Regions from separate parts of the Mus musculus genome. Here all the other regions are linked to region 2. The links are chromatin loops, found by intact Hi-C in ENCODE. Cell type or tissue: left cerebral cortex. All regions are shown on one strand.

Evidence for each region. Hi-C counts contacts between places; a loop is a spot of excess contacts. Peaks named below come from ENCODE experiments on the same cell type or tissue, not always from the same donor. Only the 100,000 strongest peaks of a DNase experiment are listed, where the experiment ranks them.
Region 1: it touches region 2 in a loop (2.6-fold over the local background); 6 of 42 quality-filtered maps call a loop at or near these places.
Region 3: it touches region 2 in a loop (3-fold over the local background); 6 of 42 quality-filtered maps call a loop at or near these places.
Region 4: it touches region 2 in a loop (2.8-fold over the local background); 8 of 42 quality-filtered maps call a loop at or near these places.
Region 5: a loop joins it to region 2, with 2.4 times the contacts of the local background. A loop is called at or near these places in 19 of 42 quality-filtered maps.
Region 6: a loop joins it to region 2, with 4 times the contacts of the local background. A loop is called at or near these places in 19 of 42 quality-filtered maps.
Region 7: it touches region 2 in a loop (4-fold over the local background); 5 of 42 quality-filtered maps call a loop at or near these places.

The regions. Positions count from the first base shown.
Region 1 is chr13:91,793,890-91,797,889 of GRCm38, reverse strand. It overlaps Zcchc9 (zinc finger, CCHC domain containing 9), which reads left to right. Exons shown (of 6, transcript NM_145453.2): 6 at 636-1,357. The coding sequence ends at 754. Among named protein-coding and RNA genes, the nearest start is that of Zcchc9, 12 kb to the left of the region's middle. In left cerebral cortex, no CTCF peak of the experiment used is centred here; DNase peaks (open chromatin) are centred at 225 and 1,725.
Region 2 is chr13:90,927,981-90,931,980 of GRCm38, reverse strand. Gm46434 (a long non-coding RNA gene) reads left to right here and starts at 300. Exons shown (of 2, transcript XR_001781017.1): 1 at 300-954; 2 at 1,160-2,071. In left cerebral cortex, a CTCF peak has its summit at 1,955 (motif pointing left); a DNase peak (open chromatin) is centred at 1,946.
Region 3 is chr13:91,807,361-91,811,360 of GRCm38, reverse strand. Zcchc9 (zinc finger, CCHC domain containing 9) reads left to right here and starts at 3,665. Exons shown (of 6, transcript NM_145453.2): 1 at 3,665-3,751. In left cerebral cortex, a CTCF peak has its summit at 1,703 (motif pointing left); DNase peaks (open chromatin) are centred at 1,608, 2,880 and 3,682; H3K4me3 peaks cover 1,268 bases; H3K27ac peaks cover 1,709 bases.
Region 4 is chr13:91,460,822-91,464,821 of GRCm38, reverse strand. Ssbp2 (single-stranded DNA binding protein 2) reads right to left here and starts at 3,725. Exons shown (of 17, transcript NM_024272.4): 1 at 3,574-3,725. The coding sequence starts at 3,635. In left cerebral cortex, a CTCF peak has its summit at 1,548; DNase peaks (open chromatin) are centred at 2,345, 2,604, 3,761, 3,993 and 1 more place; H3K4me3 peaks cover 2,471 bases; H3K27ac peaks cover 807 bases.
Region 5 is chr13:91,646,318-91,650,317 of GRCm38, reverse strand. The region is part of intron 5 of Ssbp2 (single-stranded DNA binding protein 2); the gene reads right to left. Among named protein-coding and RNA genes, the nearest start is that of Gm22778, 75 kb to the left of the region's middle. In left cerebral cortex, a CTCF peak has its summit at 1,811 (motif pointing right); DNase peaks (open chromatin) are centred at 194 and 1,825.
Region 6 is chr13:91,634,887-91,638,886 of GRCm38, reverse strand. The region is part of intron 4 of Ssbp2 (single-stranded DNA binding protein 2); the gene reads right to left. Among named protein-coding and RNA genes, the nearest start is that of Gm22778, 86 kb to the left of the region's middle. In left cerebral cortex, a CTCF peak has its summit at 1,854 (motif pointing right); a DNase peak (open chromatin) is centred at 1,860.
Region 7 is chr13:91,694,766-91,698,765 of GRCm38, reverse strand. The region is part of intron 16 of Ssbp2 (single-stranded DNA binding protein 2); the gene reads right to left. Among named protein-coding and RNA genes, the nearest start is that of Gm22778, 26 kb to the left of the region's middle. In left cerebral cortex, a CTCF peak has its summit at 1,522 (motif pointing right); a DNase peak (open chromatin) is centred at 1,529.

The DNA of each region.
Region 1 (4,000 bases), 870 kb before region 2:
CAGGACCCCCGGCAGTGCTTCTTAGAAGAAAAGCACGTTTCTTTTCATTTTCTGTAGTCCGAGCTCACGGCTGAGTCCTCCCGGTTTGCCTCTCTTGCCCAAATGTTTGAATGTGAGAACCAGCTCTTGTTTATAATCCTGGCGAGAAGGAGATCATTTTTATATGGTGTAGGAGTGAGATTGAAATGATGAAGTGGGATTTGAATTCTCCCTCCTGGGAGGATTGCCACTTCCCAAATGGCAGAACTGACAAGCAGCTGCTGTCTAATTTTGCAGGTGGAATTGCGTGCATTTAAAACAGATGCCTCCTAACTTTTGCTATTCACGGGCCTTGGAATCACCGAGTCCTCAGTGATGAACTCGGGGAAGAAGTGAGGGAGCTCTCATCAATCCGTGCATTGCAAAGTAGCGTCTGCATTTCCCTAATTGGGATGAGAAATTGCCTGTGGTACTCGGAAATCAAGGGTTCTAATCAATTACAGAATTGCTCACTTTCCTGCAGTGATGGAGTCATCTCTCCTTGTGATTATTCATGTCAAAACTAGTTCCTTTACTAAACCAATACCACTCTCAGTGGAAGCATTTGATTACTGTTGTTTTTATATCTTGATTTTTTTTTTTAAATCCCTCTGCAGATCGGATCATCACGGTTGGTCGCTGGGCAAAGGGTATGAGTGCAGACTATGAAGACGTGCTGGATGTGCCCAAACTGCAGAAACCTAAAACCAAAGTACCCAAAGTTGTTAATTTTTGATACTAATTGGTACAATTGTTAATTACCACCTCAAGGTTACTTTCCAAACTCAGCCTTTAGCGATTGAAGCTGGGCAACTGTGGAGGCAAAGCTGTGTTATAGACACCACTCTGACCTTGGTAGCTTGCCTACAATCAATCTATCAAGGCGTACAGGTTGATTAATTACACTCTCTAGAAATGTGTGTGTGTGTGTGTGTGTGTGTGTGTGTGTGTGTGTGTGTGTGTGTGTGTGTGGTCTATCTATCTCTCTGTGCCTGTGTGTCTGTCTGTATTTGAAGCAGATTCTATGTAGCCCAGGTTGGCTTCACACTAATAACCGTGCTCCAGCATCCAGAGTACTGTGCCTAAGAGCATATTTTACAGATGGAACTTAGAAATGACTAAATGCCTCTATACCTGATTATAGCAGTCATCACTATAAATGTAAATTATGAATCAAAATTGACCCCTAAACAAAGCACATGCCTTTCAGCTTGTGAATCAAAAAATATTTTGTTATATGCTCTTAATTCAGAGTATCAATTTTTTGTAATAGAAATTTATTTATATGTTGTCACAAAATCTGTAATTCTTAGTACTGAATAAAATTATATCAGCTGTTTGTCTTTGTTGAACTGATCATTGTTACTTTCACTCTAGAGTACCTTTAAAAACAATATTGGTCCCAAAAATAATAAAGTAAAAGCCTTAATAGAGATAAAAGGGGCTCTCTTTAGTTTTGATACAAAGAATTAGAAATTATTAATATTAAAGAGTCTTCCAGCATCACAGTTCTTTTTCACCTTCAGTTTTTCAAGAGAGAAATTCTAGCCAGAAAGCCAGTGTGCATTCCTCAGACAGAGCGACGGCATGACAGACTATTAGTCTCCCTGGCTGCTTCCGCCTGCTGTAGCTGTGGCAGGGTGTGGTGGAAGGATGGATGCATCACCATAATAGAGTGAGAACACTAATCAGAGACCCATTAGCTTCTTTGTCTGATTTGATGAATACATGCATATTTAACGTACATTCCACGAGTCCTGCCGCTGTCACTGCAGCATAATGGAATGACTGGTGGCTTCTGAGTTTCATCTCAAATTCTACCTGATTGAATCCATTTGTAGCTAAAGGAAGCAGCTGTGATTAGTTACTGATGCCTCAAAAGCTAAATATTTACCAAATAAGAAAAGAAACACGGCCTCTGTTTTCATGTCTACACAGCTTAACAGTTGTAGTCTTAATAGGAGCTGTTCTTTTATTTTTGATGAGGGAAGAACATGATGACAAAACATTGCTCAGCATCCCGGAGCTTAAGGAAACTAGTGCCACTTAACATGGAGACGCTGTGGTGGATGTCGCCAGAGCACAGACGCCTGCAACATCGAGGGAACAACGGGAAGAGTGCTCTCCAAACAGTCCTCACTGTAGCAATGCTGCTAGCCTGTTTGCCTTCCAAAAAACAGTAAAAATAAAGGACAGATGTTGAGGGCAGCGTTTAAAAAGATGCTGCAGGACGGTCCTGGAGGCAGTGGTGGTAGGACACCCGAGTGATGGGCTAGCTCTACACCTGGGAATGCTGGTGACGCTTGGCATGTACTTTGTCCACCCAGCATGCAAGGGAAGGTGTCAGAAAGGGATGTTCTATTACATCATCAGGATGTGTGGGGCTGGGGAGAAGGCTCAGTGGTTAGGAGCACTGACTGCTCTTCCAGAGGTCCTGACTTCAATTCCCAGCAAACACATGGCATCTCACAACAATATATACTGGAATCTGATGGCCTCTTCTGGCATGCGGGCATACATGCCGATAGAGCACTCATATACATAAAACAGTGAATCTTAAAAAAAAAAAAAAAAAAAAAAAAAAAAAAAAAAAACATGTTTTGTTGAACACCATAAAACTTGGCTAGTATTTTGTCTCTTAGACCTTTGTCCACCTGATTTTCTCTTCTAAGCACGTCTTGCACCTTTCTGTGACAGGCTCCTGAGTACGTGCCGCTTGAACAGCCCCAGTTTCCATCGACAGTTCCGATTGGCTGCTCCACTGACACATCAAACTCAAGTCCACCTGCAATAACCACTTACTCAGCGCCTTTCTCGTTCCTTTTTTTTTGTTCGCCACAGTTATGCTCCAAGCCTTGACTCTCCGCTTCTCTTGACAAGCCCACCTCTGTTTCCTAGCCATGCCCTCTCGCATTCAGCTCTCTAGCTGGCTCGGCAGTGTCTGCAAGCAGACACTAGGAAACGGCCCCTTCCTTCTCCTGATGCTTCTCGTTCCATTGGTCCATCTTTCCTCCATTAATTTAAAGCCTACCAAGTACTTCCTTTGAACGCCTTACTCTAGCTTAGAGGCTATAGGAGAGCAGGACTCGTGTGGTTAGTCATTTCTGGATTCCCAAAGGTGTCCACATAAAAGAACCATTCACATATGCCCAGGGGTTGAATTAAACGATGGAGTGAGGTGAAGGTAATAAATAGGCGATGCCGTTGCTAGGAGCTGCTTCACATGGGATAGTCCAGAGGAAGCTTTTGGGAAGACTTGCCCTGAAGTCTGAATGACAAGGAAAAAAACCACCATAAATATATGCAGAAAAGCATCTCAGAAGAGGGAAAGCAGTCACAGCCCATGGAGAGAGAGCAAGGTTGCCGTATGATAGGACCAGAGAGATGATGTGTGTGGTTGAAACTGCAAAGGTTCCTTCTAGGCAAGCCTGTAGTGTAAAGTAGGACCTGGTCGTGGTTCCATGTTCCTCTTAGCAGGGTCTAGACCAAGCACCCTATTATGTGCTGACTAGCTCTTCGTGTGACATCAGTGGACGAGTGTCTGTTAAACAGATAACACAAGTACCATCCACTCCTAGGAGGTTTGTATTCTTCATGGAAGTGCCTGATCAGACGGAAGATTTGAGCGTGTTTTCTCTCATCTGTGAGCTGTCTTTTTCCACCTTTGAGGATATCCTTTGGGGGCACAGAAGTTTGGTCAAGTCCAGTTTGTTATTTGTTTTTCTATTGATGCGTATGCTTTTCATTTTATGTCACATGAACCATTTACTAGAGGTCGTGAGATTTGTTTTTGATGTTTTGTGTTTTCATGGTTTGCACTTAAATGTATAATTCAACTGTGTTCCTTTTCTTGAATGTAATTTGTAATAAATGTCTGTGATGGTTTATCTATGCTTGGCCCAGGGAGTGGCACTATTTGGAGGTGTGGCCTTGTTGGAGTAGATGTGTCACTGTGGGCATGAGCTTTAAGAGCTTCATCTGG
Region 2 (4,000 bases):
CCTTTGGCCTCTCATCCTCTCGGATGGACCAAGGAGGCCCCAGGCCTCAATGGAGATGGTGTTTGTTCTCTGGCCAGTGGGAAGAGCAGAGGCTGTTAAGAGCAGTAAGGTTGGGTTCCTCATCTCTGGCTTCTGGTGATAGTCATTTTAAAAATAAAGACCACATTCAAAGGAACATATCAAATGTACTTCACATAGTAAACGTGTTGTTATTTTTGAACTCTGCTTTGGGTCAGTCTTTTGTCCTCAATGGTGGGATGTGTATTTGTTCTCAAAAAAAAAAAAAAAAAAAAAAACCCCAAAGCATTGTTAGGTATGAGAATCATAAGGAGATGCACGGCCTGCCGCACATGAGGCTAAGTCATGTATGTGGTTTTGTCACCTGACAGAGCTGTCTTCCAGCAGCATGGCTGTACATGCAGTCTGTGTAGAAATATGTATAAAATCTTCATAGGATGTACATGTATGTGTCTGTGGAGGTAGGGTAGGTATGAGCTGGTTTGTGATCCAGACAGATTTCTAACTTCAAGGAGCAGAGATCTAAAAGTGAACGGGCACATTAGTTCTTTCCACTTCAAAGACTATGTCATGGCTTGGGTACTCTGTTGGCCAGTGAGTTAATGTCACTTTCGCAGGAGGACTTCGGCTGTAGTTAAATATTCTTATGCCCATAGCCTTGGCTATTCTCATGGACACTAGTCTGAAACTGCCCCTCTGGGTTTGAGGGTTTGGTTTTCTGTTTTGTTTTCTCTCATTTATTACATCTTGACCACAGTTTCCCCTTCCCCCAGTGCCCTCCCACACACCTCTTCTCTCTGAGATTCACTCCCTCCACCCTCTGCCTCCCCTCAGAAAAGAGCAGACTTCAACCAAACGTGGCCTAACAAGCTACAAGGAGACCAAGCACATCAAAGTTGGACAAGACAACCCTGTAGGAAGAAAGGGGCCCTAGAGGTAGGGACAGCCCCAGCTCTCACTCTTAGGATTCCCGCAGGAACATCAAGCTACTCTGCCATAGCATATATGCAGAGGACCTTTGACAGACCGGGCTCCCTGAGCTTTGTGAGCACCCATCAGTCCTAATCAGCTGAATCTGTGGGCTGTGTTCTCTTGGTGTCCCTGACCTCTCTGGCTCCTCCAATCTTTTCCTTCTCCACAGGACTCCTTGTGCTCAGCCTAATGTTTGAGTCTGGGACTCTGCATCTGCCATCAGTTGCTGGATGAAGTCCCTCTGGTCTCTTCGATGATGAATTCGCTAGGCTCCAGAGTCCTAGAACTCTCTCTAGGCAGAATAAACTGTAGGTCAGAGGTTGTATGGCTGGACTGGTTTCCCTGTCCCTCCTCTTGAGGTCGTGCCTGGTTACAGAAGAGTGCTGGTTCCGGCCCCGTGTCCTTCATTACTTGGAGTCTTGGTAGGGTTACTCTGGTAAATTCCATGGAGCTTTTATTGCACTGGGTTTCCACCTCTCCCTAAAATGTCCCCCAGTATTTTCTCCCCTTCATCTCTCCTGTTTCCAACCCCTCCCACACCCAGTCATCCTGTGAAATCTGTTCTATTTCCCCTTCCCAGGGAAATCCTTTCGTTCCTTTCCGACCCCCTTGAATCCTCCTTGTTACTTAGCCTCTCGGGGTCTGTGGACTGTAACATGATTTTATTTTACTTTACATCTAACTTTTTGTTTTTAATACAGGGTCTCACACTGTAGCTCAAGGAGGCCTCAAAATTATGTGTAACCTAGGCTGACCTCAAAACCGTGGTAATTCTCCTGCCTCAGCCTCCAGAGTGCTTGGATTACATGTGTAAGATAACATGCTCATGTTCTGCCTCAGGATTTTATAGGGTGTATCAATAAATGGTTTTGCTTTTTAGTCCTCAGTTTGGTCGTGATCTTTAAAACAGTATCACAGGCCTTGCTTTTCCTTTGATGTTGTCAGCAGCGACATCTAGTGGTCTTGTTGCCCGTGCCTTCAGAGTTAGTCCTCTTTTTGTAAAGTATTAAAACTGAGCCCAACCCCACATGTGTTCTGTGTTCAAATCAATCGATATGATAATAAACCTTTAGCTCTGTGACACTTTCTTGGATTTCTTTAAAAGTGTTATATGTCCTGAAGCCATTCCTAGTTACAAAGAAGAATGCTAGCAAAGGCAGCGAGACGTGTTAACAGGAAACCACCGTTAAACAGATCTGTAGTGTTTGGTGAAGCACACTCAATGAGTATCTGTTGCAGACTTGAATTTCATCGGTAATTACAGAGCCAGAGGATGTAGGCTTATAGAATGGAGAGAAATTTGTTCAGAGGCTGAAGGACGATAACATTAAAAAAGTAGCCATTAGGACACAGTCAGTGAGTTTTTAATCTACAAAGGTGAGGCTACCAGTGCCTATAATCCCAGCACTTAAGAGGCTGAGGCAGAAGGATTGCCATGAGTCCAAGGGCACACTGGGCTACATAATGACTGCCAAGCCAGGTAGGCCCAGCTATCAAAACTCTACCTCAAGCAAAGAACATAAATAAATGTACTACCGGCAGTTGTCACTTGACTGTCCCCAGGTCTTTATTTTACTGATGGTCCACATACTCTGCAGCTATACAGATGTTCTTGTACGGCTAGTGTTGTGGCTACCCAGTCAGAATGTATGGAAAATTCTAAATTATGGAACTTTTAAAGCATACAAATGGAGACTGGTGTGATCCCTCCCATACCTAAAAGCCAGAATGAGCACACCTAGATGGTGGTGTGTGTGCTTCATCTAGTTCTTCACTTGTTCCAGGTCCTTAACGCAAATTATAAACATTGTGGCATTTCTTTCTATGGATACAGACATTTTTCTTTGACCTTGTCCATTGATTATTAAATTTTTTTTTGCTCCATTTTCAATCGTTGAACATTGCAATCCCTAAACTTTGGAGTTTTGACCTCTTCCTTTATCCCTGATGGTGGGCTTCAAACCCATGTTGGATTGTAAATTTACCAGAGTCTTTGGGCCAAAGGCTGTAATCAAGCCAGCAAATACAACCAAAGCAAAATGGACAGGTGCAGTTTACAGGTTCCATAGGAAGGATCGGTGACATGGTCTGTTCCCCACAGGGTTATTCAGGGGCTGGGAAGAAATTGGTTCCTAATGTGGTAGTGTTGAGGGTGTTAAGGTGGAACTATCTTGGTCTAGGTTCTGTTGCTGTGAAGAGACCACCATGACCATAGCAACTCTTATAGAAGAAAGCATTCAACTGGGGCTGGCTTACGGTTTCAGCGATTTAGTCCATTTTCATCATGGCAGGAGTATGCAGCCCTCAGGCAGAACATGTTAGAGAATGTAAGTGAAAGTTCTATATCTGGATCCACAGGAAGAAGGGAGAGGGCCCCTCGACCTGGCTTGGGCTTTTGAAACCTCAAAGTTTACCCCACCCCACGCCCCCCTCCCCACACCCCCTCCCCACATCCCCCCCCCCCCCCCCCGTGACACACTTCCTCCAATAAGGGACACTTCCTAATCCCTCCAAGTACTGCCACTCCCTGGTAACTAAGAATTCAGACATAGCCGGGCGTGGTGGCGCACGCCTTTAATCCCAGCACTCGGGAGGCAGAGGCAGGTGGATTTCTTGAGTTCGAGGCCAGCCGGTCTACAAAGTGAGTTCCAGGACAGCCAGGGCTATACAGAGAAACCCTGTCTCAAAACAAAACAAAACAAAACAAAAAAACAAAACAAAACAAAAACAACAACAACAACAACAACAAAAAAGAATTCAAACATATGTGCCTATGGTGGCTTTTCTTATCCAAACCACCACAGACCTAGTAATTATGTCAGATGACTCCACCTGTAGGAATGGATTATTGCTTTCACACAGGAATGATCAGGCAGGACATTAGAGGCTAGTTTTCATAAAAATATATTGTTGTACGTAGACCCATTAACTGCTCTGAATCTCTCAGCTGCCTGTACTCCCTCTGTAGAGATGGCATCCACCGTGACACCCTCACCAAAGCTAAACAAAT
Region 3 (4,000 bases), 880 kb before region 2:
CCACTCAATTCCCAATCCGGCGTGCACCCAAAGAATCATGAATAGACCACCCTGATGTAATTACTTGAGGTCGTTTAATGACGGAGCTCCGGACCGACATGCATCCCACACAGGAGATAACGGATGTCGGCCACGAGGCTCGAAAGCTAAGGGTTTTTATGGGGTAAGGGGCTTAGGGGTGTGAAGTTCAGCATAGCGACACACTATTGGCTTATTCAAACATCAGCAGAAAAATTACATGTACGTGCAGGGTGTCAGAGTTCTGTGAGTTGTTGACTCAGTTCAGATAGCCCTGTTATGTCTTCACATTCCCCTTTATCTTATGGTCAAGATGTTCCCAGGAATGTTTTAACTACGGGGCATACCCAGGTTTGTTTTTCTTTTTTCTCAGCCCCAGGCAGCCTCTAGGCTCACAAACAACCAGCAATTTCTGAGTACTTTATATGACTTACAGGTCTTGAAATTTCATCTTTCTTTCAGAAGCAGCAACAAGCTCAACCCCCCTTGTAGTAAATGAACAGACACTGCATACAGCTATAGGTCATGCTCACCTTCGGCTGCCTGGCAACAGCTCGAGTTTGTAAATGTGCTCTTCAGGTGAGGATGAGAATCTAGCTGCTCTCGTGCATTGCCTCTGAGTGAATACCTCGGTACAAGCTTGAACAGATGACTAGGTGGTATCTACCAAAATGTGAATGCATAGTTTTCTCTGTGGTTTTGGATCAAATGTTGGGAGAGGTGGTCGTTGTGAACTGAGCAAGTGCTCCACAACTGAGATACACTTTGAACCCTTGGTATTTTCAGACAATAGAACAGGACTGGGGAGATGGCTCAATGGCCAAACCACTTGCCATGCTAGCTGAATTTCAATCCCCAGAACATAAAGATTTAAACAGAGACTGAGCATCTCACGATCCATTTACAACATTTTTTCCAAACTGCCGAAATCACCTTCAGCATTTACTTAGCTCCTTGAGCATAGATGCAATGTTACTTAAAGACCTTGCCTGATGATTATATGATGATTAATCGTGGTTTTTTTTTTTTTTTAAAGAATTGAAAGATGGCGAGGAGACTAATAAAGCACACTTGGAATTGTATCTCTGAGGGCATGAATATGAATATAAAAAATGAAGCATGTCTCTTGATAATGAAACCCTTAGCTCCTCACTTAACATCTTTCTTACATTTTGTCATGAAATGATATATTTATATCAATAAGTAAAAGAGACATAGAATAAAAGTATAATCTCTTGAATTATAAGCAATATACACCCTAAGTCTTACATTGGCATGGATAACTCAATAAAGCATATTTTAAGTGATTACAAGCAGACAATGCTCTGCAGTATTTCAAAACAGAAGAGTACATAAATACAGACTGAGTTCTTGGTTCAAAGTTTCATTTTGTTTCTTACTGCCTGTGTGACCTTGAGTGACTTTAGCTCTCTGGGCTTATTTCCTCGTTGTTCAATGGAAAAAGCAATAGCTACCTCCCAGGATAGTGGGTAGATGTACTCAGTAAATAGTAGCTACTACTAGTAGGAATACTAACGCTTCCTCATGAATCCTGAGGACTTAGTATATGATTTGTTTACTCAACTACTAATCATCAAAACAGAAGTGTTCCCTCACTTCCAAAAATCAGATCTTCAAGGAAATTTAGCATTAAAAGGACACCATTTTTGTTGAATGCGCCATCTAGTGGTATATATTATATTCAAGGCTAGGCATCAACAGAAAATAAAATTTCACACTTAGTTAAAATGTTAGTATTGGAGACAGCTGGCTGAGGTCACTAAGCTATAAGAGGCATTATCACACACCTTTCTTTTTGTTTTGTTTTGTTTTGTTTTTAGAGGCAGGGTTTCTCTGTATAACTCTGCTTGTCCTGGAACTCGATTTGTAGACCAGGCTGGCCTCAATCTCAGAGATCTGCCTGCCTCTGCTTTGGGAGTGCTGGGATTAAAGGCGTCCACCACCACACCCGGCCCATCACCCTTTTTTTTTTGGGGGGGGGGGGTTCGAGACTGGGTTTCTCTGTATAGCCCTGGCTGTCCTGGAACTCACTTTGTAGACCAGACTGGCCTCGAACTCAGAAATCCACCTGCCTCCCAAGTGCTGGGATTAAAGGCGTGCGCCACCACGCCCGGCTCCCATCACCCATCTTTTAAGCAGTTCATTTCCCAACAGCTAGAGGATTGTTTGTTTTTGTTTTGTTTTGTATTTTTAAACTTTCTGGGATATTTGTGGCATTTACTATACCAAATCACAATATTTTTCTGACACTGATTTTCCATTTAAGGAAAACTGGGCCCATTTTAACTCTTTATCCAGCTAACGGATGTAGTAAGGAATGGGGATCAATTATGTGAGAGGCAATCAGGATACAGTAAAACTTATTATACAATCCTCTGTGAAAAGAATCAAAAAGCATGGCCTGGGAGAGGATGTTTCAGAGGCTTAGATAAGAATAAAATCTTGGAAGACTTGAAACAGAACATAATTAAAGAAACCAGAGTATTATGTAAGCAGAACAGCGTATGTAAATCCTGGTGCTAAACAAAAAGAAGATGGGAGAAGGCCCCTTCGTACAGAGCTTAAATAGGACAGAGATTGTAACAAATGCTCTTCCAGAGTTTGAATATCATCTCAACATTGAGAAAAGATGGAAGGGGTTTAGTCTGGAAGACACCAATTGGATCTGGCGCTCTGACTTATATTTTCAAAAGTTCACTTGTGTAAAACATCTGGGCAAAAACGTCTGCCCAGATGAGCTGCAAAAATTCGGGCCAACACAGTGAAAGCTGAGACAAGGAACGAACGGGACAGTCAGTAGAGACAAAAGGCGAGAAGAGGCAGTGGATCAAATATTTAAGAGGCAAAATAAACAGAGCCTGATGGAGGACTAAATGTGTACGTCCATGCCGTTTCTCACTGAACAAACCTGGGGGAGGCTTCCCGAGCGAGGGAGGGCGGGGGAGCACTAATAGGACGGAGGACTAGAATTTTATTGAAAAATGAACTCCGGCCACCAACTGTGAATTAACGCCAGGCAGGGCAATCATGAAGTACCACTCAGAAGCAATAGGTGCTCCGAAGGTCTCTTCAGACTTGCATCTCAGCGACTCTCTTGGTGCGCTGACACTGCGGAGCCTCGGCTCTCTCTCTCTCTCTTTCTCTCTCTCTCTCTCTCTTTCTCTCTCTCTCTCTCTCTCTCTCTCTCTCTCTCTCTCTCTCTCTCTCTCTCTCTCTCTCTCTCCCTCTCTCTCTCTCCCTCTCTCTCTCCCCCCCCTCTCTCTGTCTGTCTCTGTCTGTCTCTGTCTCTGTCTATCTCTCTCTCTCTCTCTCTCTCTCTCTCTCTCTCTCTCTCACTATTTCGCTACTATTTCAAATTCATTGAAATATATTGTCCAATTCAAAGGACCGTGTAAGGAAGACCTTCCTCCCAAGAGTCCTTCCGTCATCTAGACTGCACATTCTGGGACCGCACAGACTGGGCGCTCATTATCTTTGTGTCCGGGGACTCCAGTGCAGCGCCCTTACAAACAAACACTACACGACCCACAAACTGGCACAAGCCAGCCACCTTCCCCAGTTTAAGACCCACAAACACCTCACGCTTCCCTTGCTTGGCCTGCCGGAAGTGACGCGTGGAGACGGTGCACTTCCGGTCTCTATGGCCGCGATCTCATCCGGGGCCGGGCTTCTCTGGTTCGTTGTCTCAGCTGCTCTGGAGGATTCAGACCCGGTAAGGAGCTACGCGGGTACCACCGGTTAAGGCGTGGGCGCCTCTGTGCTACCTTGGCCGACTGGGGCCGGACTCCTGCGGGAGATCGCGAGGGCAGAGCCCGGGAGCTAGCTTGTCGGATCGCCGGCTCCGTTGCTGGGAGCGGGCCCCGCAGGCCTGCTAGGGTGCCCGCGGGTCGCAGTGCTGGGGCGGGCATGGAGAAGCGATGCCGCGCGTGCGGGGGCACCAGGGCTGTCCGGCTGTCCCGTG
Region 4 (4,000 bases), 530 kb before region 2:
AGATTACACAGCTGACAAAATCCTGATGCTGTTATATCTGATTATGTAATACTGTTTCCTAAATCGGTGACACTCTATCCTAGATAGAGAAGGTAACCTGGTCATTGAAACTGTATCTTTCAGTTTCAATGACAAGTGCAAAAGCTGGAGAAACCTTGGTTGAAAGCACAGCTCTCCTACTTTCTAGCATCTTATCCCTGGGTAGTTACTTAATCAGACAGGGAATCTGTCTTGTTACATAAAGGGAGAAGGAAAAAAGCCACCTATCAGAATTATTGGGAGAACAAGAAGAAATATGAATAAAGAGAAAATAAACATGATGAACCTCTCCACACAGAGTTGGCATACACTGTGGCAAACACAACAGTTCTTCTCTGGATTCCTGTTCAGGATTTTTTTTTTTTTTTAAATAAAACCATGCTAAAGAATATAGAACTCAACCTTGAATGTCCTTACAATGAGAACTTTTCACACTGCAAAGATTCCTTTGAGTCTGGCATATCCATCACCAAGAAACTGCAACTTCCAGTATTAGAAGACAGGGTTCTTAATGTAAAAGAAACAAAAACAAAAAAACAAAAACAAAAAACCACCTTAAGAGAGAAATAAAAAGTATTGTTCCCTACTCAAAAGAAACACTGATTATCGTGGTCAGTGCTATAAGGGAAGTACTAAAGCCAGTGGCAATAATCTATCAGGATCAGAATTAAAATTTCTATGCGAACAGCCCACCTTCCTCCAGGGTTGTTCAATCACTCTCCCTAATTAAACCTTTTGCAAACCTCTGAGTAGGCTTAACCTGTTTATTTTGTAAAACAACAAAACACACAATTAACCTGACCCTAGCCAATTTTTATGTTCAGAATTACAAAACAAAATTTTATAAATTATACAAGCCATGGATTAATTTCAAATACTTTATATAGTAACTTCTTATTGCAAGACAAAGCAAAGACTTAAATTCAGGTAAGTGACTGCCAGCTTTCCCTTTGTGAAGCTGTGTGAGAAAACACACTCTTGATTATAAAGCTAGTATGTTCACTCCGTCTTTGCCATTACTCACAACTCATTCTGCAAAACTGTTTTATAAAGATATACTCATACTTATTACTAAAATATAAACTAATTGTGACTTTTAAGACTGGAACGGTCTTAAGTTGCTTACTAGAGAATTATTTATCTTGGCTAACTCTTCAAATCTGCTTCCTTCAAAATTAAAAACAAAAATCCGTCCCCATACGTTTAATGGCAACTTTAAGTTTCCCATCTTCTGCAATCAATATACTGATATCAGTAAACAGAAACAACAGTGATCACATCAACTCTCCCATGACATTGATTCTATAAAAATAGGGTGTTCTTCAATGTTTGTCTTAGATCTGCTAGAAATTAACGCAGAAACAATAAACTCAGACAGCCACTGTCAACTCAAGTGGCTTCTTCACCTGTCTAGTCCACAAGGCAAAACGAGTTAAGAACTCGACTGCCAATTGTAGTAAATGGAAGAAAGATATTTAAATCAAACAGCACCATCTAGCCGAGCCCTCGTCGCTTTGCTCCTAAGAATGATGTTCCTTGGTGTTCAGTTTGGCAGATGAGAGTAAAGTGGCAATTACTTGTTTTTGTGACAGAATCAGAATTAGAGCTGGAAAGGACCAAAACATACCAAATCTAACTCCCTTGTCGTCTCTGCACTGAAAATCAATTTTATTTTTGTTTTTTTAAAGTCATGAGACCAAGGAATCGACTAGGCTGAATATCAGCTATTCATGGGAGTCCAGCTAAAACCCAAATTAATACCAAATTCAGTCAACCCCCAACAAGATTCTGTTTTCAATGAATCACATACAATTCCTTTCACTCCTCAAACTGTGAAATTCGGGTATTTTATAAACATTAAAGCATCCTCCTCCAGATGTTTTTATCAGATATATTACAGCCAAATGATTAATAAGCACACAGTAATATTTTAGAACTCCAAGTCCAGTAACTACAGTTTCTTAACCAGGCAATAAACACTGTATGTTTTTTATATTCCTTGTCACAGCAAGATCTTTAAAATACCAGGGGTGAAGGAATCAAAAACATCTCTCCATTAATGTTGTTGTTGTTGTTGTTGTTGTTGTGTTTTGTTTTCCTACATCAGGGCCTGCCACCTCTAAACCCTATGGGAATTGTGTGTGTATTGCTGCCAACACAAAGATTAGAACATGTTCCCCTCCCTGGGGCACAACAAACTTTCAAGGGTATGACTAACTGCCTAAGCAAGGGGGGTAAACTCCGTAGCCTACACATTTGGATTTTTTTATTTACCAAGCTGTTTTTGTATGCAAGAGACCCAGAGTACCTCTGAGAAGGACTTGCTCTCCCCCAGCCTGAGTCCCCTCAGCAAGACAGTATGTTCAATGACAAGGATAAGCTTGACGCCCCCCCCCCGCCCCCAGCAGACCCAGTACAGGGAATCAGTCTGAACATCTGCACATAGGAAAAAGGGGGGGGGGGAGGGTTCTTCCTCGGTGTCAGAGTCACTATTCGCTCTCATTTTAGTAACAACCAAATCGCCGTTACAAGTACACAAGAATAGCAGCCAACTAGCCTGCTCCGCAGCGTGCCGCGACCGTGGCACCTCGGCTCCCCAACGTCCTCCGGGTTCCCACCGAAGTTACCACCTGTATCCCCCACGACCCAGCGGAGCGGCTTGTGCCCAGCATCTCTGCCGCAGCCCCCACGCCGACCCGCGTCGGGTCCACACCGCGGGCAGCCCTCCTCGCGGCGCCGCCACGGCCCACGGGACCTGCCCTCCGCGCCCGCGGCCACCAACCCCCGGGGACACCGCAAGTCTCAAAAAGTTCTGGGGCCGCCGCCGAGCCGGTGTGCGGCGGGAGGCAGGAGCGCCAAGCTCTCGCGACCGACCCCGCGCGGGCCAGCACACACTCTCCCTCCGGGAACTCGGCGCTCCCACTCCCAAACTTCCCCCGCCGCCCCGGACCCGCCCGCCAGCCAGCTCGGCCTGCGCCGGGAGAACCCGCGGACCCGCGTCTCTGCGCCCGCCCGCCCGCCCGGCCCACGCCCGCACTTGCCCTCCGCGCCCCGCGGGGCCCCGCTTCCGCCCGCCCGGCCCGCCGTCCTCTCCCCTCTCCACGCTCGCGGGCCCCCGCCGCGGCCCCGCCGGACCCCGGCCGCCCCGCAGCCCGCGCCCCCCAGGCCCGCCGCGCGCCGCGGCCCGGCCGTCCTGGACCACAGCTCCAAAGTTACTTTGCGAGGAGGTGAAGCCGCGGGTGGTTCCCCTCAACCACCCAAACAAGTTTCCATCCCCGCCGCCGCCGTCCCCCCGCCACGCGCGTCCCTCCCGCCGCCCGCTGCCCGCGGCCACCCACCCGGGGGGCTCCCCCGTGGAGGCAGGCGGCCGCTCCCCGGAGCCGCGCGCCCCCGCCCCGCGCCTCCCCCTGCAGCCCACCCCCGGCTCCCCCGCGGCGGGGCGGCCGTGTGGCTGCGGTTCCCGGAGAGTGCGAGTGCGTGCGCGAGTGTGCGCGCGTGCGAAGGCGGAGGTGGCTGCGGCGCGGAGACACTCACTTCTCCCGGGCCTGGCTGTCGGACGGGACGGCGCTGCTGTTACTCTTGCCTTTGCCGTACATGCTTGTGCCGAGAGCAGCTCCCACTGTCACGCACCTGTCAACCCATCACAGCCTCCCCGGGAACAGCCCCGTCCCCATGGCGACCCACGCAGCCACCCCCACCATTGGCCGCCCCACGCCAGAGCTCCGCCCTCCTCGCCCTGGCAACGCGCGAGACTGACAGGCCTCCCCTCCCTCCGGCCTGCCGGAGCGCGCGGCGGCGGCTCGGCCTAAGCGGCAGTCTCCTCCCTCCCTCCCTCCCTCTCCCGCTCCCTCCCTCCCTCCCTCCTTCCCTCTCCGCCGCGCTCCCCCTCCCGCTCTCCTTCCCCCCTCCCCCTCCGAACCCGGGCGCTAGGGGGGAATTAGAAACTGCTCTAGAAGGATTT
Region 5 (4,000 bases), 720 kb before region 2:
TTTCTAAAGACTTGTTTCTGAAACCCATCAGGGAAGGAGGAGAGGCAGATCACTGGACGGAGGGGCATAGCAAGCCTGACATCCCGATGCAGACTAGAAACGACCTTACAAGCCTGTGCATGTCTCAGTGTGGGAGGGAGCAAGCAGCCAGTCCTGACGCTGGTGTGGCTGACTCAGGAAGACTCAAGAACAGCAGAGCACATGACACGCATCAAGGCATCTCAAAACCTCAGACTTATTCACAGGAATCCAGTAAACATTTACCTCTAAGACACTAACCCAGACATGATAGAAAATATTTCCTGGGGCTCAGAGATGGCTCAGCAGTTAAGAGCACTAACTGCTCTTCTAAAGGATCTTGGTTCAATTCCCAGAGCCCGCATGGCAGGTCGTACCTGTCTATTACTCCGGTTCCAGGATTTGACATCCTCATGCAAACATATGTGCAGGCAAAACACCAATGCACATAAAAAAATTAAGAAATGAATAAAATTATTTAAATTTTTTTCAGTTTCTGCTCTGAAATGTTTTCGTTTTTAAGCTTGCTTGCTTGCTTCCTTCCTTCTTTCCTTCCTTCTTCTTTCTTTTTTCTTTTAAAAACCTGTGTATCTTGTGGGCAGAACAAACTTTAGGTTGAAGGTTTTGTGGGTGGGTTGATGTCCCCCTCCTTCCACTGGAAGTCCTGCCTGGCTATAGGGGGTGGCTACCAGTCTCTGTATTCCCCACTGGTAGAAATCTCAGCTAGGGTCACTCCCATAGACTCCCTGTAACTCCCCCATCCCAGGTCACCAGCTGATCCCAGAGATTAAGGGAACAGCCAACCAATGACTATCCAAATTTGAGACCCATCCCATGGGAGAGAGCCAACCCCTGACACTATTAGTGATCCTCTGCTATGCAAACAGGAGCCTAGCACAACTGTCTCCTGAGAGGCTTCATCCAGCAATGAATGGAAACATGCTGAGATCCACAGCCAAACATTAGGAGGAGCTTGGGAGTCTTGTGGAAGAGTTGCAGAGAGAATTAAGGGAGAATTAAGGGAGGGTAGAGAACACCACAAGAAAACCTGCGGAGTACTCTGGGACCTTGGGGGCTCACAGAGACTAAACCACCAACCAAAGAACATGCAGGGGCTGGAACTAAGCCCCCACCCACATTTGCAGCAGATGTACAGCTTGGTCTTCATAGGGATTCCCCTAACAATTGGAGCGGGGCTGTCTTTGACTCTGATGCCTGCTTTTGGGTCCCCTTCTCCGAGCTAGACTATCTCCTTGGGCTTTAATGGGAGAAAAGGTGTTCCGTCCTGCAGGAACTAGGTACCCCGCGGTGGGGTGGTTCCCAAGGGGGGCTTCCCCTTTTCCTCAGAGAAGGGGAGGGACAAACAGGGAAAGGATTTACAAAGGTAAGACTTGGAGGAGAGGAGAGAGGGGTTGCAATTGGGACAGAATATGAATTTAAAAAGTACATTTTGGAAAAAAAAACATTCTTTTTGATTTCTTTTCAGTCTCAAGAGAAAAACAAGAGGTTTTTCTCATGTTTGATTTTTTTTCAAAGTATTGGCAATATTGCTTTACTCTGTGCTCCCACCCAGCTGGGGAGCCTTTTCTAGCCAATAACCCTGTAAAGAAATGGGAATTTTCCTACTACCTGATTTTCTTCCTACTTTTTCTTCCCCTCTCCCTCTCTCTTTTTAATTCCTTTTCATTACTACTATGCCAAAGCATTAGGTCAGTTTGCTACCATGCAGTCTGGTTAAAGACAGACTCTTTGCAACACAGATGCTAACATGGAGACACTGTCTCACGGCCACTAGATGGCAAAGCAGCATTCCCACTGCTGACCTAGTCCTGCCAGCGGCTGGAGATGCTGTGGCACTGTCCTCTAGCACAGCAGAGCTCTGTCTGATCAACTCAATCAGATTCCGGGTGAGCGCTCAGCCTGAAACTAAGTCACTCTCGCAGTACACTTGCTGTCCCCACATACTTACAACTGCAGTCTGGCAAAGCCTTACTTTTACTACCCAACGTCAATACATTATCAGTTTTAACAGTTTCTGTTAAGGAAGCTAAAGATTTAGTGACTATAAGATAATAAATGTATCAAGATAAAAATGTAGCAAAATATAATGCACAGCAAAACGAACAAGTCTATATTGGTTTATATTCAAATTAAACAGATATTTATAAGTGTATCCAAGATTATGTCATGCTTTTCTTTTCTTTCTTTTTTTCTTTTTCTTGAGACAGGGTTTCTCTGTGTAGCCCTGGCCGTCCTGGAACTCTGTAGACCAGGCTGGCCTCGAACTCAGAGATCCAGCCTCCCAAGTGCTGGGATTAAAGGCGTGCACCATCGCCACCCGGCCTCATGCTTTTCAATAAAAGATATGTCCAGTTCCTAGAGTGGTAAGTAAGGTTCAGTTTCCATTGTGGAATTTTTCTGCAGTAAAGAGCAGGAAGAAGAAAAAATACAACAATCTCTCTTAGAAAGAAGAAATGGCCTTCAATTTAATATTCTATAAATTATTTTAAGTCATGTGATAATCTTCATTACAACCTGCAAAAATACTCTTACAAAGTAGCCGACAGGATTAATCTATTTTTTAAGCACACAAGAATGCTTGTTTTTCCTTTATTTTATTCCGACTATTTACTCAGTCATTTGGACCACTGTACCTAAATGAGAAGAACACATAAACTGGTCTAAGGAAAGGCTGCTGCCCGTTTCAATAAGGCTACAGCCGCTAATGCCTTTGTCTTTTTTTGAAAGAAAGAATGAATATACATATATAAAATGTAGACATCCAATAGGTTGATACCACTTATAATTAAGATTCTTAGTATACCATGAAACTGCTGAATTAAGCCACATGAGATTATTAATGCATTACTGTATTTTTTCTACTAAAACTATACTTAAGATTGATGGACAGCCCTATTGCCTTTCCTCTGGTAACAATTAATTAGTTGTTTTGATTTAAGAATGTGGCTCTGATCCCATAATCAGCCACCAAACCCAGACACTATTGCATATGCCAGCAAGATTTTGCTGACAGGACCTGATATAGCTGTCTCTTCTGAGGCTATGCCAGTGCCTGGCAAATACAGAAGTGGATGCTCACAGTCAGCTATTGGATGCAACACAGGGCCCCCAATGGAGGAGCTAGTACAGGGGAACACCAGGGCCAGGAAGCAGGAGTGGGTGGGTTGGGGAACAAAGGGGGGTGTCGGGGAAGGGAGGGTATGGGGGAAGGGTATTCGGGATAGCATTTGAAATGTAAATGAAGAAAATACCTAATTTAAAAAAAAAAAAAGGAAAAGAATGTGGCTCTGAAGTCATCAACTGGTTCCATGACAGGTGTCACTGAGGAGTTACTGGCTTTCTCACACTAATCACGCCTCTGACAGACTCTAGTAAATCAGTATATATTTTCCTTTAGATGGCTTTATTTTACTAAACTGACACTTCCTTTCGCATGTTCAACTATTCCTACTCATTTCACTTAATGGCCTCTTACTAAGTAAGACACATTCCCATTTAAATAAAAACAAAACTTATGGCTTGGATCAGAAATGCTTCCCACAGGTTTGTGTGTTTTAACATCTTGTGCCCAGAGGTGACATGGGGTCATTGAGGTAAGAAAGTCAGCCTGACTGACAGAGATCGGTTGCTGCGACTTTGGAGATCATATAAAACCCATAGCCATGTCCAGTTGTTTCTGATTCTTAATCCTGATGCACTAAGATGCTAAGATGTGAATGAACACACAGCAAGCTCCGAGCACCATGGACTGGGCCACCACAGGTGCCATGCTCCCCGCAGTGCTAGACTGGTCCCGTTCAAACTGTGAGCCAAAGTAAGTCCCCTCCAGAAGGTTTCTCCTGCCAGCAAAGTAACTAACACCATGGTTACAAAGTCTCAAAAAGGAAGGCAACAATCTAATGGACATATTAGATGACTGGAATATTAATCACAGATATTGATTTCAGGATTAAAGTTAGTT
Region 6 (4,000 bases), 710 kb before region 2:
GAACACGGCCCAGTTAGTTAGCTATTGGGCCTGATAACTAGATGACATACAGAACATGGCCCAGTTAGTTAGTTATTGGGCCTGATAACTAGATGACATACAGAACACGGCCCAGTTAGTTAGTTATTGGGCCTGATAACTAGATGACATACAGAACACGGCCCAGTTAGTTAGTTATTGGGCCTGATAACTAGATGACATACAGAACATGGCCCAGTTAGTTAGTTATTGGGCCTGATAACTAGATGACATACAGAACACGGCCCAGTTAGTTAGTTATTGGGCCTGATAACTAGATGACATACAGAACACGGCCCAGTTAGTTAGTTATTGGGCCTGATAACTAGATGACATACAGAACACGGCCCAGTTAGTTAGTTATTGGGCCTGATAACTAGATGACATACAGAACACGGCCCAGTTAGTTAGCTATTGGGCCTGATAACTAGATGACATACAGAACATGGCCCAGTTAGTTAGTTATTGGTGTAAGAGAAAGTCTCAGCCCTCTTTTAAAGATACAAAAATAACACAATATTAGAAACTACGTGAGGCACAAAGTCACAGACCAGATCACTCTGACTAAACTTCACTTTGAGGACCTCGATCTAAGCATACTGGTCACCCACTTTCGCTAGGCTTTACTAACAAATTATATTATGTGACTCAGCCTAGAGCACCATTTGGTCCACTCACAAATCTTGTTCTGTTGGTATCATAGAGGTATACGAATTGGTTCTGTAAGTACTGTCAAATAATAAACCTCCAACTGAATAGCATGCTAATTTGTGTAAGTATCAATCTAAATAATCTGAGTATTGAATTTAAAGAGTCAAGCTATGTGAATTAAAGCTTCTCAAAGGAAAGAGTTCTTACTTTCTTCAACAAACTTGTTTGATGTTTGCTAACACATGAGACAGAGTTAATCCATGATCTAAGAATAAACAGAAACTTATAACTGGGCCTAACCCAGAAGTGTGTAGGACTCTGTATAGCCATGTAACAAGAGTAAACAGCTTAGTTAGATTAAAACTCCCACAAAGAATTCTCACTAGACTACCATGGAATATCCTTTATTATATAATTGTTTGGGGCTGATTTTTATAATAGCTTATCTTAATGAAAGAAAAACATACACTATGATTTTATAATATTTCTTGTAGCTAACTGAATCAGGAAGACGTCCGTTAGGATGGAAACATGTCATTTTAGTGTCTTCTGCTGGATTCAATTACTTACTTTCATACTTAATATTTTTTAAGAAATGTGCATCTTAACACACATTTTATTAAATCATTAGCCTTGCTATTTGAATATTGTAGAGAGGAGGTCCACATACCTCTAAGAGGTTTCAAAAAAAGCAGACATGAAGCTAAAAAGATTCACTCTATCATAAAATATAATCAGATTTATTAAGATTTTATACGCCAGGTAATTGCTCCTTTGATTTACTAAGAGTACTAGGGAACCAGGTCCTAATTACATAGTAAAAATAAAGATGTAAAATCTGCATTTTTGTGGAACAGAAAAATATTAAGAATATATAAAACTTTAAAGTAATAACTGCAAAAATAAAGTGGTGATATGACTTACAAACTGAAAGGAGATTAAAAATAAACAGGATTGCTGGTTTTATTATGTTGTTATCTATACTATTTTAAGCCTCTATGATTTCAATTATGTCTTTTCCCAAATTCATGTGTTACCAATGCGAATGAAGTAAGAGGTAGCACGTTTAAGAGGTGATGGGGATATAAGAGTTCTCCCTTTCTAACAGGTCTTAAAAGAACGGGTGAGGCAGTTTGTTCTATGTGCTCTTCTGCCTTTCTCAAATAAGACACAGCAGGAACGTCCTACCACTAGGTGGCAGTGCTCAGCCTCAGACTTCCCAGTCTCCTGGCTATGACATAGACTTGGTTTTATCTAAATTTCTGTTCTTAGATATACTGTTATGACAGCACAACACACACTACCCACATACAGGCATTTTCAAGTAAATCTTAAAATGATGGTAGTAGCTATCTGGCAATATCAATTATAATTCGAAACACTTAAATAGTCTGATTGCTGGTTGAAGATAGCTTTACTATATTAAGAAATCTAGTCCTGTAAAACAAAACAAACAAACAAAAAAACAACTTTCAAAAATTCAGGAATAAGAAAAGAAACTTTCGTTTCCATTTGATAGATATTTGGTTTTCCTCTGAGAAACATAACATGAGCACTGGTAACTGACTTAAGTCATCACTGTGTTCTAAGGTTAGCCCTGTTTGGTCATCAGAGGAACTCTTACTTGCTGGTAGATATTTGAGACTTTGACGACTACATTCTCCTGACATGTTTTTTGCTATTTTGTATTTTTCAATGTGAGCATCACACTTGCCCTTTCAGAACAAATTCATATCAAATGGTTTTATATACTTCAATTTAATGTAAAGAATGTAGTTTAAAAATATACAGCAATAAAATTTCTTGAATATGCAGGTGTGGTGACACATGCCTTTATTGCCAGCATCTAGAAGATAGAGACAGGCAGATCTTTGTGAGATCAGGGCCACCCTGGTCTACATACCAAGTTCTAGGCCAGCCAGGGTTACATAGTGAGGCCCTGTCTAAAAAACAAACCAAACCAAAACAAAACAAAAAAAGGAACAGCAAAACCAAACCAAAACCGAAACCAGCAAAACCAAACCAAAACCAAAACCAGCAAAACAAAGCAAAACAGCTTCCTTGGATATAAGAGTGTTTCTGAAAGAACTACAGTCATTGTTCCTTTTATATCCCCGACTTAGGTGTGAATTTGCTCATTGAAGATTTTCCAGACCTTTCACTTCACTGGCACACCTAACTTTCTCCATGTTCACTTCACTTTCACATCCTTTACAAGGCCCTCCCTTTAGAGTTGAGCAAACTGCAGGGAGACTGAAGTCTGTCTTTCCCTCCTGAGGAGAGAGTTCCACCTGAGGAACAGCCTTCCAGTAACATGCTCTCTTCAATCAATCTTCCAGGTTTTACAAAGCAGAGTTCTCTCGATGGAGAGTGAGGGAAGAGGCCTGGTCCCTTCCTAGGCCTTGCTGTTAGAAGTCTGATGCCAAATAATGTAGATAAATAGTTCCCAGTGTACAGATAAATCATAAACTGCACCTCCACAGGGCGCCCAGCAGCAGTCTCTCCACCACCTCACAAACGTTGCCCACCACTGGGGGACTGGCTCAACAGTTTTGGTTTTTTAATCCTGAAGTACATTATCCTTCTCTTCATTATCTTTCCACAAATTGATTACTAGTTTGCCTTTTTTTCTATTTTACTGTTTATTTTAAAACAATATTTTTCTTCTACGTGTTAAACTTTATCATCCATTTTCAAACATCTCATATAACTAATCGAACTCTATTCTGTTTTCTAATAATGAAGAATACAAAGCAATACGTTTACGTTGACTTTACCTTTGTTGGTATCTGCAAGGTCTAATATTGGTATTCAGTACCTTTTTTGAATCGTCAAAATACAATTTTATTTTGCTGATTAATGGAAATAACTAGAAACCAAAATTATACTGACTAGATGAATTAGGAAATAAAATGAGAATAATATCTAGCCTTGTAGATGTCAGCAAAGACACTTTTAATTTAATTCACACATGGTTGGATGTTTTAGTTTCTAAATTTCAGTTTCCCGACTATAGCCAAGGTATGCCATGTTATACACCTCCAGCACCCAGGAGGATGTTAAATAGTATGTGCTTAGGATTTTCCACTAATAAAACATCAACATTCTCTTTTCTTTGCTGACTTTGTCTTTGAACATTCTCTAATTTCCAGTTCTTATTCGTTCCTTCATATATCAACTATTGCTCGTCCATTTCTCCTTCTGCCTCTGTCAGCTCTTGCCCAGAAGACTCACACAGGAATGTCACCTCTGTGAAATGGGGCACAGACCCAAGTGTAGAAAACCTACACTTCTGCTGTACCAACTGCAAGTGAACAGCCTGGGAGGGTCT
Region 7 (4,000 bases), 770 kb before region 2:
TGCTGTGTCAATGACTAAAACCTGGAGGTAGGATGGCTCCCTGTGGGAAGGGGGTGCGCGAGGGAGGGGTGCTTCCAGAAATCTCTGGGTAAAACTCCAGACAACCTTCCACTGAATATGTAGTCTGGGCAATCTGGTGTTCTACAGTGCTTTCTTCCTAAGCATCATTGCAGCCCACTCATGTATCACATGACATTAGAGCACATTATAGATATTTTCATTCTAATATATGTCATCTAATGATGCTCATGTTCACATGCTCTGTGATCAAGTGTTTATTAGCTGCTATAAGCCCTTTACAGGAGTCCTTGTTAAAATGTGGTATATAAAATGTCTTGAGAAATCTTACAGAAAAGAAAAACACTGTGGATATATCAGGAAGTTAGAAGAAGTCACTTTGCCCATAAAAGAAACTGAGAGAAAGCTATTAGGTGTCGAGGAACCGAGGGTCAGGCAACAGCTCCATGAAATCAAACTCAGAGTTCACTAGAACCTCATAAGGACTAACTACTGAGTAGCACACACAACTGCAGAGTGAAGGACACACTCCTGCCCGGGCACCCCTAGGAATGTGTCACAAGTTCCTGTAAGGCTATGGACTGCTCACTGCCAGTTTCTATTACTGAGACACTTTCAGGAAAACGCCTCTAAAGGGAATTATAAAGTTCTAGGAAAGCTCCCAAGGACAAGCAGAAGCAGCATTCCCATGGATCCCTTCTTCAGGGCACTGAGGGCGTGGCTCACACTTCCCAGAAGAAAGGAGATGTGAGTGCCGAACTGGCCGCCAGGTGACTGTGAGAGACACTCTTCCTGGTGTACGGTGTGGACTCAGGTCAGTGTCTGTGCTGTGCTGTTGCATCGATATACAACGACACACTGTAAGCTTTATACCACAATGCTGTGACGTCAGGTCTTACTGTCGGCAACTATTCAGCCAGCCTGGCTCTCCTAGGAGGGTAAAATGGCCCTGTAGATATTGACAGCACTCTCATTTGGCTTAAGGGGAAAAAAGTAGAACCAAAATGTTATTTTAAATATATACCTATTTTGTCTGTTTTTTAAAATATACTTTGAGATAGCAGGTCCTAGTATGAACTTTTAGAGTCTTTTCCTTCTACCACCTAGCTACTATTCTACAGCATCCATTAAACATAGTCACTACGTCTGCTTGAAGGATACTTTAGATCACAACACTTTCCAAGTCTGTTTCTATAAATATTCTGTTTTCTTAATGAGAAATAAAGAGTAGTTATGTTCCTCTGAATATAACATGAAATAACTTAATGCTTATGTGACCACTTAAACTTGGGCTTCCATTGTTTCCCAACAATAGCAGCAGTGGACAGGACAGGCAAGGTAGCATGCCACTATTGCAACTGTGGTACTAATAGCACATCTGCTAATCTGGTTATAGACTAAGGCCACAGGAAAACATTCTTCCAAATCAATCCAACTGCTTTCTTTGAGCTATTTCTGTATCTGCACCACCTAAAATAAGTATTTACAGCCTGTGAACACTAGGGGGCAGCTTTGATTCTTGAAAGGAGACTTGTTTTGTTCACTTGGCCCTGTCGATCATGTTCGCAGTGCTAGCTTTGTGGATTTTGGCATGTTTGTCTTGATGTAATTAAGTCAAGCAGCATGTCGGGAGAGAATGGGTTACTATCTAGTATACAGCAAGCACTGAACAGTTGTTTCCTCATTCTCTGGCCTTTTGGTTTAACCTCTAGGGAGAGAATGGCAGCCTCCAAGGGCAGACTGCTAAACACACAAGCGTCTAGTTCTGTGCCTTAAACTCCAGACTCTGGACTGTCAAGCTGGTATTTTTGAGTTCACTAAATAGTTCCTCATTTTCTTAGTTAAGGTACAAATAAAGTCACTGGAGATAGCTACTTTGTCCTTAAACCCGTGCTTGTAAGCACAGAATCTTTTTCTCTATTGTCCTCTCTCCGTTCACTGCTTGGTCTACTTTAAAATAAACAAAAAAGTGTGGTGGCATTTATATACAGGCAACACGAAGTGTACTCAATGGACTCCACAACAGAACACATGGAACTGGCAGGGAGAAGTGGGGGAGGGGGACAGGAAAGAATTGGAGGGGAAGGATTGAAGGGACAGATTTGAGCAAACATATTGTATGACATCCTTATACAGTAAAAACTGTGGTAATAGAAAGCAAGCCACAGATGACAAAGATACCAGCTGCAGTAGGTGAACTCTCCTTACTGGACAGACCAGAGGACCAAGTAGTCATTAGGACTGAGCACTTCTTTCTAGACTGTGGTAGCCATCAATCACCCTTGCCACACCCCACTGTGCTCAGTCTCTAACCATCAACCAGGAAGGGGATGCAGTGTCTCTGGCTGCTCTCAGCTCTTTTCCCTTTTGTGAACTCTCCTTCTGGGGCAAGAGAGGGAAGGAGGAGCTTCAGAGAGCCTGGTTTTCAACTCCACCCTGTAGTTTTACTTGGCACTGAAGCTCCTCTGAGTTCAGGGCAGCCAGGCCAGGCCAGGCTGATTTTGACAGACTTCCAACAACTTATGAGATGGTCCTAAACTACGCCAGCTATCTCTTATCACATATGTATGTGAAATACGTTTTTATGTTGATGACTGTAAAATAAAAACCATTCAACTCTGAAAAAAATCAGATTCTCTATGTCCTGAAGTAACAAGCATTCAGCGAAAGCCTCTTTACATAAAACACACAAGACAGCATTCCGGAGGCAAAGGCATACAGAGCTCTGTGAGTTCAAGGCCAGCCTAGTCCAAACAGAATTTCTAGGACAGCCAGAACTACACAAAGAACATACACTTGGTCTCTCTCTCTCTCTCTCTCTCTCTCTCTCTCTCTCTCTCTCTCTCATACATCCACTCTCATACACACAGAGAACATTTCATTAGATCTTGTGTTTAATAAATTATAAGAAAGTGCACATCAAAAACCGTTTTAAAATGCATTTCTTTATGATTTGTTACTAGTAAGTGCTTGATTTGTCTGTCTGTTTTCCACCTACGTGCTTCAGGTTGCAAGTGGGACGTTCAAGGGGCCCATCATGACCAGCATTTGAACAGATTCTGTCAGAGTGAGCCACTCAGTGCTGGCTTTTTGTGTCTTTTATGTCACTTAACACACTGTCCTCTGGTTTGGTCAGAGTTGTTCAACAGAGTGGTATTCTATTACATAAGGCTCTATTTTTAATCCACAGTTTACTTCACCCCTTTGCTGTCAACAGTGTACTACAGAATGCATACATGTTAGTCCCCTGTGATCATCTGTTAGCAGAACTGTACTCCTGACTGACACACATGCTATGCTCCTCACTCTGGAATACAAAAGGAGATAAATGTGTTTTATTAGATAAAGTGAACATTAAAAATGACTGGCTTGTCCTTGTTCCAGGGGAAACAGAGACCATGGTCCTAAAATAATGCCTCTTGTAATCTCACATGTGGCTTAAACCCTGAGCTGTCTCCTGATTTTTCTTGCTTACTCACTGATGGCTAGGCTATCTCATGTAATTTTATCTACCTTCTTTGTCCTACTAATCATATAAAGCAAATTAGAGAGCAGAAGAAAAAAAAACCCTTTTTCTAGCCTACATTCAGGGGCAGCCTCATTTCTAATGGAGACTATAGGTTGAGACCAAGAAGCAAAGGAATCCACAGAACATCAAACTCTGGACTCCATGTTGGGCATCACTCTGCACTAAAGTCGAATGCTATTAGCCGTGATGTCCACCTCCAGACCTGGCAGCTTTGGCAAACGCTGAGTCAGACAGCATGGTGGCAAGCATGTGTGCCTTTTGTCCTGACAGATCCATGGGTCATACACTGATAAAGCTCACTTGGGCTCTGCAACATTTGTTTTCTAATCCAGCTCAGTGGTCCCAGCACAGAGCAGCCCCCGAAATTCCTAACTAGCCCTTTTCATCACCCTGCCCAGCCTGACTCCCAAAAATTCTGAGTCCATTGGGTTTAGAAGGAGATCTAGGAAACTT